Linked DNA regions of Homo sapiens: all the other regions are linked to region 2. Evidence: chromatin loops called from intact Hi-C (ENCODE). Cell type or tissue: heart left ventricle. All regions are shown on one strand. Each heading gives the region's core, and the rest is flanking DNA. Links, peaks and the distances in the headings are about the cores only.

The links. Peaks named below come from ENCODE experiments on the same cell type or tissue, not always from the same donor. Only the 100,000 strongest peaks of a DNase experiment are listed, where the experiment ranks them.
Region 1: a loop joins it to region 2, with 3 times the contacts of the local background. A loop is called at or near these places in 23 of 110 quality-filtered maps.
Region 3: it touches region 2 in a loop (11-fold over the local background); 85 of 110 quality-filtered maps call a loop at or near these places.

What each region holds. Positions count from the first base shown.
Region 1 is chr1:68,008,304-68,013,164 of GRCh38, forward strand. All of the region lies in intron 1 of GNG12-AS1 (GNG12, DIRAS3 and WLS antisense RNA 1), which reads left to right. Among named protein-coding and RNA genes, the nearest start is that of DIRAS3, 40 kb to the right of the region's middle. In heart left ventricle, for the core only: a CTCF peak has its summit at 2,012 (motif pointing left); no DNase peak of the experiment used is centred there.
Region 2 is chr1:67,758,486-67,763,346 of GRCh38, forward strand. All of the region lies in intron 2 of GNG12 (G protein subunit gamma 12), which reads right to left. All of the region lies in intron 1 of LOC105378781 (a long non-coding RNA gene), which reads left to right. Among named protein-coding and RNA genes, the nearest start is that of GNG12-AS1, 71 kb to the right of the region's middle. In heart left ventricle, for the core only: a CTCF peak has its summit at 1,958 (motif pointing left); no DNase peak of the experiment used is centred there; H3K27ac peaks cover 374 bases.
Region 3 is chr1:67,559,574-67,564,434 of GRCh38, forward strand. LOC105378780 (a long non-coding RNA gene) reads left to right here and starts at 2,475. Exons shown (of 4, transcript XR_947474.4): 1 at 2,475-2,586. In heart left ventricle, for the core only: a CTCF peak has its summit at 2,252 (motif pointing right); a DNase peak (open chromatin) is centred at 2,278; H3K27ac peaks cover 382 bases.

The sequences.
Region 1 (4,861 bases), core at 788-3,287, 250 kb after region 2:
TTCCTTTCTGTTTACTAGTTTTCTTTCTAACAGTCAGGTCCTTTAGCTGCAGGTCTGTTGGAGTTTGCTGGAGGTCCACTCCAGACCCTGTTTGCCTGGGTATCACCAGCGGAGGCTGCGGAACAGCAAATATTGCTGCCTGATCCTTCCTCTGGAAGCTTCATCCCAGAGGGGTACCTGCCTGTATGAGGTGTCAGTCAGCCCCTACTGGGAGGTGTCTACCAGTTAGGCTACAAGGGGGCCAGGGACCCACTTGAGGAGGCAGTCTGACCATTCTCTGAGCTCAAACACCATGCTGGGGGAACTACTGCTCTCTTCAGAGCTGTCAGACAGGTATTTTTAAGTCTGCAGAAGTTTGTGCTCCCTTTTGTTCAGGTATGCCCTGCCCCCAGAGGTAGAGTCTACAGAGGCAGTAGGCCTTGCGGAGCTGCAGTGGGCTCTGCCCAGTTCAAGCTTCCCCAGCCGCTTTGTTTACCTATTCAAGCCTCAGCAATGGTGGTTGCCCCTCCCGCTGCCAGGCTGCTGGCCAATCTTAGACTGCTGCACTAGCAGTGAGCAAGGCTCCATGGGTGTGGGACCTGCCAATTCAGGCACCAGATATAATCTTCAGGTGTGCCATTTGCTAAGACCATTGGAAAAGTGCAGTATTTGGGTGGAAGTGTCCTGTTTTTCTAGGTACCATCTGTCACAACTTCCCTTGGCTAGGAAAGGGAAATCCCTTGACCCCTTGTGCTTCCCACGTGAGGCGACACCCCACCCTGCTTCGGCTCACCCTCCATGGGCTGCACCCACTGTCCAACCTGTCCCAATGAGATAAGCCAGGCACCTCAGTTGGAAATGCAGAAATCACCCATCTTCTGCGTTGATCATGCTGGGAGCTGCGGACTGGAGCTGTTCCCATTTGGCCATCTTGTAATGGAATCCATTTGTTGTTGTTTTTGTTTGTTTCTTTATTTTTTGAATTAATTCTTTTTTTTTTTCTTTTTGGAAGTGTTGTTTTGCTCTTGTTACCCACTCTGGAGTGCAGTGGCATGATTTCGGCTCACTGCAACCTCTGCCTCCCAGGTTCAAGCAATTCCTGCCTCAGCTTTCCGAGTAGCTGGAATTACAGGTGTACACCACCGCGCACAGCTAATTTTTGTACTTTTAGTAGAGACGGGGTTTCATCGTGTTGGCCAGGCTGGTCTTGAACTCCTGACCTCAGGTGATCCACCTGCCTCAGCCTCCCAAAGTGCTGGGATTAGAGGCGTAAGCCACTGTGCCCAGACATTTTTTGAATGAATTCTCTGGAGTCTGTTTCTCTCATAGTATAGTCTCTGCTGGCTGCTCAGCTGCTCTCTAAAAAATTGTTTAAAAAATTTTACATCTGGCTTTCATGGGTTCACTGCTGAGTTGGCATAGCTCAGTGGCCAGCCAATAATTCATCAGAAGTTTTGCTTAAACACCTTTGCCAGGGTCAAAAAGGCCTCTACCCTTTGAATCTCATCTTATGAGTTATGATGAGTGTATAAATCAGTGTTCAATCACAGAAACAGAACCAGTAAGATATATCTATCTATCTCAATAAATATATTAAGAGATTTAATGCAAGCGATTGGCTTAAGTTATTGTAGGGGCAGGCTAGACAAGCCAAAACCTGAAGGACAGGCTATGAGAAGAGAAGCCTGGAAATCTAGGGAATAAGCTAAAGCTTCTGTACATAGAAAGAGTTTCTTCTTCATCAGGGAAGCCCCAGTTCTGTTCTTACAGCCTTTCAACTGATTGAATCAGGCCCACTCAGAAGAGCTGGGATAATCTCCCTGATTCAAAGTCAACTGATTATGGACTTTAATCATATGTATAAAATACCTTCCACAGCAACACCTAGATTTGTGTTTAATTGAATAACTGGGGAGTATAGGCTAGTCAAATAGGTAAAATAGAATCACAGAGAGCCATTGAATGGTTTAAGCAAGGTAGTAATATGATCATGCTTGCTTTAGATAAATACACCCTCTGGTGGCTAGGTAGAGGAAGAAGGAGCTGGAGGTTCTTGTAATAGACAAATTAAAGAGATATTAATTGCCTGAATTAGCACTATAACACTGAGTTTGAAGAGGAGGGTTGAATTACCATAAATATTTTGAAAGTAAATATTTATAAATGTATTTATATATAATTGTAGGTTCAGTTACACAGACAGTGTAGGGTTGGTATATAGAGTAAGAGTAATACTCTGTCTCACATTTTACATTACATCCGTCTACCGATCATCTATTAACCTCTTGGAGTTGCCATTTTCTTATCTGTACCTTTTTCCCTCAATAAATACGTTTTTTTCCAAGTTCTGACAATAAGCCCCATGCTGAAAGCCCTGGTTATCTGAATTGCCTTCCATTTATCCTTGTATTTCCTGCACAAAACAAAGACCACAGGAAGTGAGTTAGAATACTCTGGAAGATGAGCATATCTCATTTCCTTAGGAGTATATTGCAAAAACCTGTCTACCGAAAAGTAACACTTATGGACTGACTAAATGCATGCCCAAGCTTAGAGAAGCTGCAAGAACAGGAGTAAGCAATCCAAGAGGCCCAGGTGGCCTAGAATGCATCAATTTGTATTTATCAGTAGGAGCTCTGCTCCTGGATGAATGCAGGAGTTGAAGCTGACTCTGCTTCCCTGCCCGTGCTTCTAGAGCCTTTTGTGGGCTCCTGTGTTAGCAGTGCCAATGCCCCAGAGAAATCAATCACAAGACCTGAATTTGAGTCCTCCTGTTTCTTTATGTGGTCCTGGGAGGTGGCAACTCTAAACTTTGGGACAAAGGACAATCTCCAACTACCGCTGACCTTGGACTGCTAAGTTTCAAGGGCAAGATACATAGAAAATGAACCTGAACAAATGGTTTCTTTTCATTATCAGCTGTGATTTGAACCTAATTTCTCTGTAGAGCTCTTAGTCCCAATGAGCAGAACTGGGAAAATGTTAAGGACTCTCTTTGCACTTTTAGCTTAAGGTCTAGGCTAGGAAATGCCTCAGAAGACAAATGAAGCCTCCCTTCCCCTGATCCCCTATGTTGTGGTACCCTTGTGGTGTCTACTTGACCTTCCCAGGACATGGATACCCCTTCCTTAGCCTCATGAGAGAAGAGATATTTCCAAAGCCAAATGTAGAAGACAAAAAAGGGAAAGCTGAAGATCTAACATTCAGATTCCAGGGTTGTTTTTTTTTTAAATCATTTTCCTTATCACACTGAAATCTCTGCTCCAACCCTGAGCCTCTATCCTCCTTGGTCTTGATCCAAATCAGTACTTTAGTGCTCCACAGAGACGGAGTCGGGGCGATGGAGGGGGTAGTCTTGGCCTCTCTCTAGAGGCTGCCTTTCCCCCAAACCCTCTCTAACTGTAACTAAATCTGTTTGCTTGTATTAGTGGAGAAATTGAGTTTCAGAAATCATTATGCAGTTCATGTGGGTGCTAACATTTAGGTAAGCTGCCTGACAGCAGAGCTATAACAAATCATTGCTTATTGCTATGCTGCTCTGTAGAGTCCTGAGAGAAAGAGTCTATAGGCTGCTGTGTGTCCTTGGGGCAGCCAGAGCCACAGCTTTTGCCTTTCAGTGGCTTTGTGCAGGTTGCTGTCAATTTTTTTAGAGGGACCCCTCTGTTCACCACCAAACCCAGCCCAACCCCCTTCTGTGAAGTCTTCACCGCCCCCATTGCTGCTCCCCCAGCAAAAGTATAATGAATCACCTCCCTCCTCTGCCATTGCTCTAATAGCACTCTTTTATTATTGTGCTTCAAGCATGATTGTTTTCATTCTTTACTGAGCTACTGTCTGCTTAACACTAGATAGGTTATTTAAGCCTTAAAAGAGATTCTCTCTGCCCTCACAAAAGTCCACAGTCTTTAGCATGACTCATCTGCCAGCCTCATCTTGTACCATGCCTCCCTCACTCTCTGTTAACTTAACTTCAGGCAATGGGGAGCCAGGGAATGTTTCAAAGCAGAGGAGAAACCCAATCATGTTTGTGCTTTTTCCAGATGACTCTGGTGGTAATGGAGGATGCAATAGTTGGGAGGAAGACCGGAGTCTAAGTTACTGTAAAGTGGTTCTTATCATGTGAAAGATGATGAGGTTGGATCCAGCACGGGGGCAGTCAGAATAGAGAATACATATACTTTGATTCTAATATGTTTAGTATTTTTCATGTAAAAAATGCCACTTAGATCTCTTAATCAGCAAAACAGGAAAGGAATTGCTGTGTATGGATGAAATGAGATAGGGGATGAACAGCACCTGGCATGAAGCCTGGCGCATAGTCGGTGCTCAGGAACTGCTTCTTGTCTGCTCCCTTCCACCTGCAGCAGGCACAGCTCTGGGCTCTCATCCTTCTTCTGGAGGAGAGAAGAAGGGAGAAAAGCGATGTGGCAGCAAACCAGGGCAGCGACCTCATCAGTTACAGGTGAAAAAGATGGACCTAAATTGTTCGAGCAAATGAATGAATGGCCTTACTGCTCTTGCAGACCAGTGGTATATCTATTCATCCAAGATTCAGATTTTAACTAGGAACAGCAGGAGGATAAGTTTCTACAGTAAAGACAGTTGTTAGAATTCACAGAGCAGAGAAGCTCTTTAAGAGACAAGATTCCTGATAGTCTTTTCACGAGGAAGAAGAATATTGATTACAAGAGAAGGTTCTATGTGTGTTAGGCCCTATGCCCTCTCCTGCCTCAGGAGAGGAGAGGATGCCCTGTGAGCATCAGTTCCATTTGGTGATCTTTTTCATTTCTCCCTGTTTCCTTCATTCATGGCTGCTTCAAGCCAGGACAAGGCAAAATAAAGAAATTCTGACCTTCAGCAACTTCTTTATGCTCTCAGAATC
Region 2 (4,861 bases), core at 941-3,440:
CACAGCTTGGCATTGGCCTGGTGTCAGGATTGGGGAGCATGCTGGACAGGGGCTGAGTGGCTGCTATATGCACACTGGAGCACACATTGATAGTACAGCAGAGAGGGCTGGGCTCATCCCTGGTAACCTGTCAGCCCTGGCTTTTAGATGCTTGAAAGATGAGGTTGGATACAACTATAGAACAAACCCACCCAAAAAAGTCCTTGAGAGAAAAACATGAAGCAAATAAAATCAGCTAAGATGCTCCCTGTGGAAGCGTGTCTTAAAAACATTTGCCTTTTCCTGATTGCTCCAATGGAGGAATACCTTATTACCAACAAAAAGTTAGGAGTGATGTATGGGAGCTAAAAAAGTAGACCTCATGGAGGTAGAGACTAGAATGGTGGTTACCAGAGGCTGGGAAGGGAAGGGGGGGATGAAAAGTTGGTTAAGGGGTCCCAAAATACAGTTAGGGAGAAAGAATAAGTTTTAGTATCTGACAGTACAGTAGAAAAATTAGAGTCAACAACAATTTATTGTATATTTCAAAACAGCTAAAAAAATGTGCAATGTTCCCAACACAAACAAAAGATAAATGTCTGAGGTGATGGACAGCCCAATTACCCTGATTTGATCATTATACATTGTATACATGATCAAAATACCACATGTATCCCCCAAATATGCACAACTATTATACAACAATAAAAAATGTTTTAAGAAGTTAGGGGTGAAATCCAGCACATGGAACAGCATATACATCCCACAGTACTAATGGAGGCCAGAGGGCATGTGGCTTTGGGTGGGAGGAGTGTCAAGATCTCTATGGTTCCTGCGTAGGCAGTCTTCTCTGTGTTGGCTAACTATAGTCTGAGAACTATTCACCTCAGTAAACACTGGTCAAGTGCCTAACTGCATCCAAAGTACTGTGGGAGACAATACAGTGTAGCCATTAAGAAAACGAATTCTGGAATCAGGTAGGCCTGGGTTTGTGTTCGGACTCTTTCACCCATTCCCTGTGTGACCTGCGAATATCTGTTGGCTGTAATTATTATAATCTTGGTGCACCTCAATTTCCTCATCTACAAAATGGACATAAGAACTATATGTACCTCAAAGAGTTGCTGTGAGAGTTAAATGAAATCATGCAAGTATGATGTTTTGTATAATACCTTATACATAGTAAGTGTGCAATAAATACTAGTCATTGTTATTCCTAGAAGCTTCCCCAAATTATTTTAAAAAGAAGGCACCTAGATCTAAATGACAGTCCATGTAACAAAGAAAACCCTTACTTGAGCAATTTCAGTGAAGGCCATTTTTCAACAATGCTCACTCACTTCCCTCCACTCTGGGTCCCAGTCATGTATAAAACACTCTGCTTTGTGTTGACTAAGCTCCACAGTGACATTCCAAGGAGTTCTGGTGTCCCTCCAAATATTCTAGGCTGCCCTTTTAACCTGATACTGATACCCTGTCCACTCTACTGTTTAAGGGGCTATTTAAAAATTTGGCTTTGTAAAGCAGGGAGCAAGGCAGAAAGCCTTCAAAGCTTTAGCAGTTGGCGTGGCAAGGAACAGAAAAGCAGCATTTTACAGTATCAAATACCAGAAGTAGCCCTCATAACCACTAACTTTGTAGTGCTCTTCCTTCACTGTGGCGAAGTGCTGAGCATGTTACATGCATTACATTACTGAAACCAAGGCCCTGTGACGTTCCAGTGAGTCCAAGGTGCTAGCTGGTGTGAGTACAGCTGTGGGCTCTAATCTATGCTTTGCTTCAAAGTCCACGCATGCAAATCCTGGGCAACTCCCTGAGTTTCCAAGGCAACTCAGCCAACTCATCCAGAGGTAACTAGCTTCCAATAACTGTATAAGCTCACTCCCATCATTTGGTAGGTTGGTAGGTCAATCAGTTCAATTTATTTTTATTTTTATTTATTTTTTGCTTTCTCTGATATTTGACCAACCACGACACCTAGTGGCCAGTGGAGCACAAACATGGGTTGCCCGAAAAGGCTGATGGACGGGTGATGTGTGTCTTTAGCTTTAAGACACACGTTGCTCATGACCAGGAAAAACCTGATGGATCGTGTTCAAGGCAAAGAAACCAAGGCACAGAGAAATGAAGCGACTTGCCTAAAGTCAAAGCTAATGTAGAACTGTGTGGAAATACTGAACCTTAGTGTTAGAACTCGTATTCTGATTCAGACTTGGCCTAAATTTGATCCTCAGCAAGATACTTTCTTCAGTTATTCAACAAACATTGACTGGGCACCTCCTGAGTAAGGCACTGTGCCAGATGCCGGGGACATGACAGTAAGCAAGGAGGACACGTCTCGATCCTTGCAGTCAAATAGGAGGGGAAGATAAACAGAGAATCCACAATAACAATACCAGCTAATATGTATTAAGGACTCTGCTTCAAGAGTTTCATGTACACCAACTCGCTTCATCCTTGACTTGAAACAATCCTATAATGGGGGTGCGATTATTATTCTTGCTTTGAAAATGTGCAGGAGAACATTTAAGTTGTGGGTAACAAACAGGGCTCCTATGCCTTTCTAGGTCTAAGTTTCTGAAATAAAGTTGTGCTAGATACTGGAAGATTTCTAAGACCTCTTTCCAGATCAGTTTCCCTTCACTTCTAGGATTCTGGGGTAAAGCTGGGATTAGACCTTGGTCGGTTTTCCTGACCAAGAGTCTAGTGTTCCCTCTCTATACACTGTGCTGGTCAATATTTATGAATAACAGCTGGAAGTTATTGAATGCTTACTCTGTGCCACGCCCTGAATTTCTCAGTTCAGGCAATCTTCTTCACAACCTATGAGACAGCTTTAAGATACAAATAATAACTGAGTGAAAAATCATGCTCTAAAATAGTTTAAAAGATTTCCAAGATAAACAGAGAGGCTTCCAACCTCACTCAGCTGTAGCATCCTGAATCTCTGTTCTGTCTGATTTTGTTGAATGGTGGATTTAAACCTTATGTATTGGTGTCCTCAGGCTCTCATGAAGGGAATGGATAATGGGTCCAGGCAAATGGTTCAATGATGAGTTACTGTCTAGGGAAACAGGGGGCATCTTGTTCAATAACAACATTGCTTTGGGGTAATTCTGGGTCCCTAGAAGTATCTACAAAGCCTGCAAGGTCAAGTGCAGGTCGACTTGGCTCTTTGGTTTTATGATTCCAAATAAATAAAACACATTTCCAACAGTTCAGCAGGGTATATCCGAGATCGGCAAACTCTCCAACGAGGTATTCCCGTTAACCCTTAGTCCCTTACCCTCCCTGAGGGTATGTGCACACCATCCGCTTTCTGTCGGGTGAGGGAGGGTGCAGGGAGAGAGGCAGGGGCAATCAGGAAAACTCTCTCAGTGATCCTGCAAATGGGAAATGGGGACATTGAGTTTAATCACGGCTCCACTCCAGGACCAAAGAAAGCAACTCCTGCCACCTGCAGTCAGACCACTCTCTCCCACACCCAGGAAAGCAGACCCAGTGGGACCTAGAGCTTCCCAGGTCTTGTAAGACTCTGGCCTCTTTGTTCAGGGCCTCCAGAATGATACTCCAGTGGGTCTTGGTGAGAACATACATTAGATATGCTGCAATGTTTAGCCTAGAATGCTCTGCTAGCTTTTCCAAATGGCAAGCTCTCACTGAACTTTCTAGGGCTACAGATCAATACCTTCTTTTGCCTGACCACCACCACCGCCCCCAACCCAAGGCTGTCCACAGTAGGAACTGCCACATTTGCCCAGTACCTAACACAAGATTGTAATCACTGACTTGTTTATCTGCCTACCCCATGGACTTGAAACATCTCTAAAAGATGAAGTGGGGTGGCTTAACCATCCTTACGTACTCAGTACCTAGCTAGCACAGCCTCTGGATTGAGGAGGTGCTGATTCCCAAAGAGCTGGAAAGGAAGGCAAGGAACTGTAAGGCTAGAAGAGGCTTAAGAGGTCATCTCATTTATAATCCTGCCCAATACAGGATTTCCCTCAAAATACAAGAAATTATTTTGAGGGAAAATAATACAAAAAGTAAAGAAAAACAAGAGAAAAGTTTAAAAGAGTATGTATTTATGTACATATATACCTTCTACATGCATACATACATATATGGCATCCTTCTACTGGAATGGGGTATGTGGTGGTAAAGACGCAGAGTAAGATTCACTCAGATTTTTGAGCATTAGCGTTTATCTCTTTTTAAAGTTTTTTTCCCTAATTTTTTTCCCCTAATTTTTCACAAAATACATGCAATTTAGTGAAAAATTTGTAAAATATAATTAAAGTGAACAGAAGGTAAAAGTTAACATGCTGTTATATTTCCTTCTAATATTTTCTTGGGAGTTTTTGTTCTTCCTTTTTTAAAAAATCAAAGGAAACCTTGATCAGATTGAGTTTTTAAGGTAGTCTAAATTATACTCTGCTGCACAACTTTATATTTTGCTCCGTTCTAGCAAAAGCATTTCCCTATGTGATTATAAAGTCTTTATAAGCATCATGTTTTAACTTTTATTTTGATATAAGTTCAGACTTAGAGAATAGTCGCAAAGCACCCAGATTTGGGTTCCTCAAATGTAAACATTTTACTATATTTAACACCCTACCCTCCCAGGAGAGAGAGAGAGAGAGAGAGAGAGAGAGAATCAATATGAAGTTTTACTCCTAAATATTTCAGTGTATACTTCCTATGAATAAGAATAAGGAATTCTCATATATAACCACACCAATTAGTCAAATCAGGAAATTAACTCTGATATTTTACTATTATCTGATCTACAACCTTATTCAGATTTTGGTGATTATCCCAATAATGTCCTTTACAGGAAAAGAAAATACAAAATTATACATTATGTTCAACTGTCATGTCT
Region 3 (4,861 bases), core at 1,016-3,515, 200 kb before region 2:
ACGCCTGTCTGGTGGATCTTCTAGTCTCTGCGTTGGCTCTCTCTGACCGTGGGTGGTTTCTCCAGCCACATGATCTCAGCCTCAGCCCAGTGCCTGCCACCTTGGAGCAGGGAGAAGAGTAGGCAGTTTGCACGTAGTGTGAGGAAAGGGCCCTGGATTCGGTGTCTGGAAAACCTAAGTTTGAGCCCCAGCAGGCTCTGCCACTCACATGGATCAGTCACTTGAAATCTCGGAACTTCAATTTCTTCATCTATAAAGTGGGGAGAATACCCATCCCGCCTCCCAAAGTTGTGGTGGAAAGAACCATAGGCTAGGTTACTGTTGGTTGCGATGTGACTCCGAGCCAGGCGTTCTGTTTAGCACTTGTCTGTCCTTCCTGATTCTCCCAACACAACCCTTTCAAGATGGTATTTGCAGCCTAATTTTACAAATGAGGAAATGGAGGCTCAGGGAGGTTAAAAAATTTACTTAAGGTCACACAGCACAGCTAAAATTTGAACCCGGCTCTGCCAACTATGAAACTCCTGCCATTGGCTGGGCGCGGTGGCTCACGACTGTAATCCCAGCACTTTGTGAGGCTGAGATGGGTGGATCACGAGGTCAAGAGATCAAGACAATCCTGGCCAAGATGGTGAAACCCCGTTTCTACTAAAAATACAAAAATTAGCTGGGCGTGGTGGCGGGCGCCTGTAGTCCCAGCTACTCAGGAGGCTGAGGCAGGAGAATCACTTGAACCCGGGAGGTGGAGGTTACAGTGAGCCGAGATTGCGCCACTGCACTCCAGTGCGGCGACAGAGCGAGACTCCGTCTCAAAAACAAACAAAAAAACAAAAACTCTCGCCATGTATGCATTTCACTGTAAGAGGAGGAACACAGGAAGAACATGCTTTATAATGGTGAGAAATCTTTTCTGCACATCAGTATTTATGACTTTTTCTGAGAGTCTGCCCAGGCTGGAGTGCAGTGGCATGATCACCGTTTGCTGCAACCTCGAGCTCCTGGACTCAAGCGATCCTCTCGCCTCAGCCTCTTGAATAGCTGGGACTACAGGCACGCACAAGTACACCTGGATAACTTTTAATTTTTTTTGTAGAGACGGGGGTCTCGCTATGTTGACCAGGTTGGTTTTGAAATCCTGGGCTCAAGCAATCCTCCCATCTCAGCCTTCCAACGTGTTGCAATTACAGGCATGAGCCACTGCACCTGGCCTTGTCACTATTTTTGAATCATCCATGAGTCTCTCTGGGTATCAGAGGCATAAGAACTGTCAGATAGGGATGGTGCTGGCACATTTGTGGGTCAATTGCAGAGAACCCTGTCGAGTTAACAGTCCTTCCCATCTCTAGTTTCTTCAGCCTCAGGAAATACACAGCTAGCAAATGTGAAGAAAATAAGGCTTCCTGTTACTTAAGATGGACTGGAACGCTAGAACCAGGAACTTGATTCTGAGATCAACTTTGAAGTAACAAAACTTGGCTGGGGTCAAAATGACCAGCATTATTGCACCATACAAATAAGCCTGCAGTATCTGCAGCCCTCATCCTGTGGTATGGCCTCTGCAGGCATCCAGGCTGAGGTCCACTTGCAGGGGCAGGAGCTGTGGAACCGCTGCATACTGGCACAGCCCCCCACCTATGAACAGAAGCAGATGCTGGGAGAATGTTTGCTCCCGCTCATCCAAACAATGCATTCAAACCTGGCTGGAAAGATGATAAGAATGCTGCCAGAGACTAACAACTCTGAGCTGCTGCTGATGCTGGAGCCCCCCAAGTTTCTCAGGTCCAAACTGGATGAGCCACGGCGTTCTACAGGCTCATTGTGGCAGGAGAGAAGCTGCCCAGGAGGTGGGTGCAGTTGCTGCTGATATCTCTTAGTCAAGAAAAACTGACTGCAAAGCCAAATAACCCCTTGAGGAATTCACCTCAAGACTTGAAGACTTCATAGCTTATCCTATGAACCTCAGTGTCAAGAACCACAGATGGCAACTATGATAGGCCATTTTGTTTCAAAAGGTCAATTATGAAGCTGTAGACTTTTTCAATTATATGAATATGTTTTCTGGGTTCTGCTACGGCCCAGACAGTGTTAACTTCTTTTTCTATTGTGGATTTTGATGTTTTCCTCCCAAGATATTAGTTTTATTATATGTCCCCAAGCCTTAAGTTTCTCCATAAAGGAAAAAAAATCTCCAGGGAAAAAAAATCAGCCTCTTAGCAGGTACTGGTGGTCATAAAACACCCAGACAACACCAGACGGTGGCGCCAGAGAGGCAGGCAGGTGGCAGGAGGGCTGCACGGAGTTGGAGGCTCCTGAGTCTTCTGTTTCATTTGCTGGCAGCTTCTGTGTGCCTCAGGTGCCAGCGGCCTGGCTACTCTTGTTTCTCACAGTGTGCTGAAGTATCATGGGGTTTGTCCCTAGCAGGTCACCCAGAGTCCAACAGGAAGTGAGAGCAGCTCCTTCCTGCTGCAGTAAGAGATGAACATTCCCTTTGGAGAGACACACTAGGTCACTACAAATGGGCCACTGAAGAACCTGGCACTGGCCGCTATCACTGGCCCCAGCTGCAGTGCTGCTTGCTGTTCACAGGTTTGTCTCTTTCTGTATTATTTATAGCAAACATGGAGGGTTCACACTGGCCTAGGCAGCATCCAAGTGCTTTTACATGTGACAACGCAGAACTTTCTAACATGGCATACCAGGACTGCAGGTGACATATGTGCCTCAATTTTTCATCACCTTACCACTGGCTATGAGTAGATTCATCCATTTATGCCACTATCATTTGTTTTGTGAATTATGTTAATACCTAATGCAAATACTATTTTCTGGTCAAGTGCGGTGCCTCACACCTGTAATCCCAGCATTTTGGGAAGCTGAGGTGGGCAGATTGCCTGAGGCTAGGAGTCTGAGACCAGCCTGGCCACATAGTGAAACTCTGTCTCTACTAAAAATACAAAAAGGTGGGACACGCCTGTAATCCCGGCTGCTCGGGAGGCTGAGGCTCGAAAATCGCTTGAACCTGAGAGGCGGAGGTTGCAGTGAGCTGAGATGGTGCCACTGCCCTTCAGCCTGGGTGACAGAGCAAGACTCTGTCTCAAAAAACAAACAAACAAACAAAAAATACCATGTATTTTCTCTGGATGCCATGGCATGAAAAGTTGGGAAACACTGCCGTGAATGAATCTTCACACAACTTATGGGGTAGTTCTTCCTAATACCTCCTTTTTACATATGAGAAAATAGAGGCTCCGAGGGGTTGCTTGACTGGACCAAGGTCACAGAGCTAATAAGCAGTCGAGCCAGGACTGGAACCCAGATGGCCTATGTCTAGAGTTTCCATGCTCGTGTCCCTAGACCAAAAGCTCTCAACCCTAGCTATATATTAGAATCTGAGGAACTCAAACAAACAAACAAACAAACCCAAAGCCAAGAAATTGTCACAGCCAAGAGAAGCCTAAGGAGACCTGACGACTAAATGTAATGTGGACCCTGAATGGGACCCTGGAAAAGAAGAAAGACATTAAAAGAAAAACAAAGAATTCTAAATAAAACATAGACTTCAGTTAATAAAAATATATCAATATTGATCCATTAAATGTAACAAATGTACCACACTGATGTAAGATGTTAACAATAAGAGAAATGGCGGGGTGGAGTATACAGGAATTATATACTCTGTACTATCTTTGTAATAATTCTGTAAATCTCAAGGTCATCTAAGTAAAAAGTTTATTCTTAAAAAAAAAACAAGCAGAAAAATATCTGAGGGTCCTATCTCATAACAATTAAATCAGAATCACTGGAGTGAGATTCAGGTATCAGCATTTTTTAAAAAGCTCCCCAGGAGATTAAAATGTTCATCCGGGGCCAGGTGTGGTGGCTCATGCATGTAATCCCAGCACTTTGGGAGGCCTAGTCGGGCGGATCACCTGAGATCAGGAGTTCGAGACCAGCCTGGACAAGACGGTGAAACTCCGTCTCTACTGAAAATACAAAAATTGGCCAGGCGTGGTGGTGGGTGCCTGTAATCCCAGATATTCAGGAGGCTGAGGCAGGAGAATCACTGGAACCTGGGAAGAGGAGGTTGCAGTGAGCCGAGATCACACCATTGCACTCCAGCCTAGATGACAAGAGTGAGACTCCATCTCCCCTACCCCACACAAAAAATGTTCATCCAAGATGGAGAACCCCTGCACTGCCTCCCTGACATAGACCCTAAGCACTTTGAGTTCAGGGAGTTTGCTTATTCATTTTCATACCCCAAGCACCTAGCAGAGTGCCTGATACAGGTAAGGCACTCAGTATACATTTGATGAATAAGTGACTGACTCACTGAATGAATGAATGAATGAATATTTCAGCCTCTCATCAATTCAAACCTGACTTAATCAACTCTGAAGAGAAGAGATTACATGAAAACATGTAACGTCAGGCAGCAAGCCTATCGTGTCTATCACTGGGTACTGATTATTGTGTGCTAGCTGCTAGGTGCTGGCCATGGCTAGGAGTAGGTTAGGAGGTGATGCCTGTCCTCAAGGCATATTCTGTAAGGGGAGGTTAGGCCTTGTGGGGCAGGGAGTAAGCAGGCAGGGTGTGGAATCAAATGGTCTAGGTTCAAACCCCTGTTCCTGCATTTAGTAGCTGTGTGGTCCTGGGTGGTTTTCTAACCACACTGGAAACTATGGGAGATATGAAAATAAAGCAGAAACGGACGCTGCCGTGTGAAGTAGAAACCCAAGAGAAGAAATTGGTTAAACGTGGCATATGACGAGTTTTGCTTTCATTGTTTTGCTCTCTACAAGATTTATTTCCTGTCATGAAAACTCCACCCATGCCCTAGTTGGAAATCACCAGTGAAAAG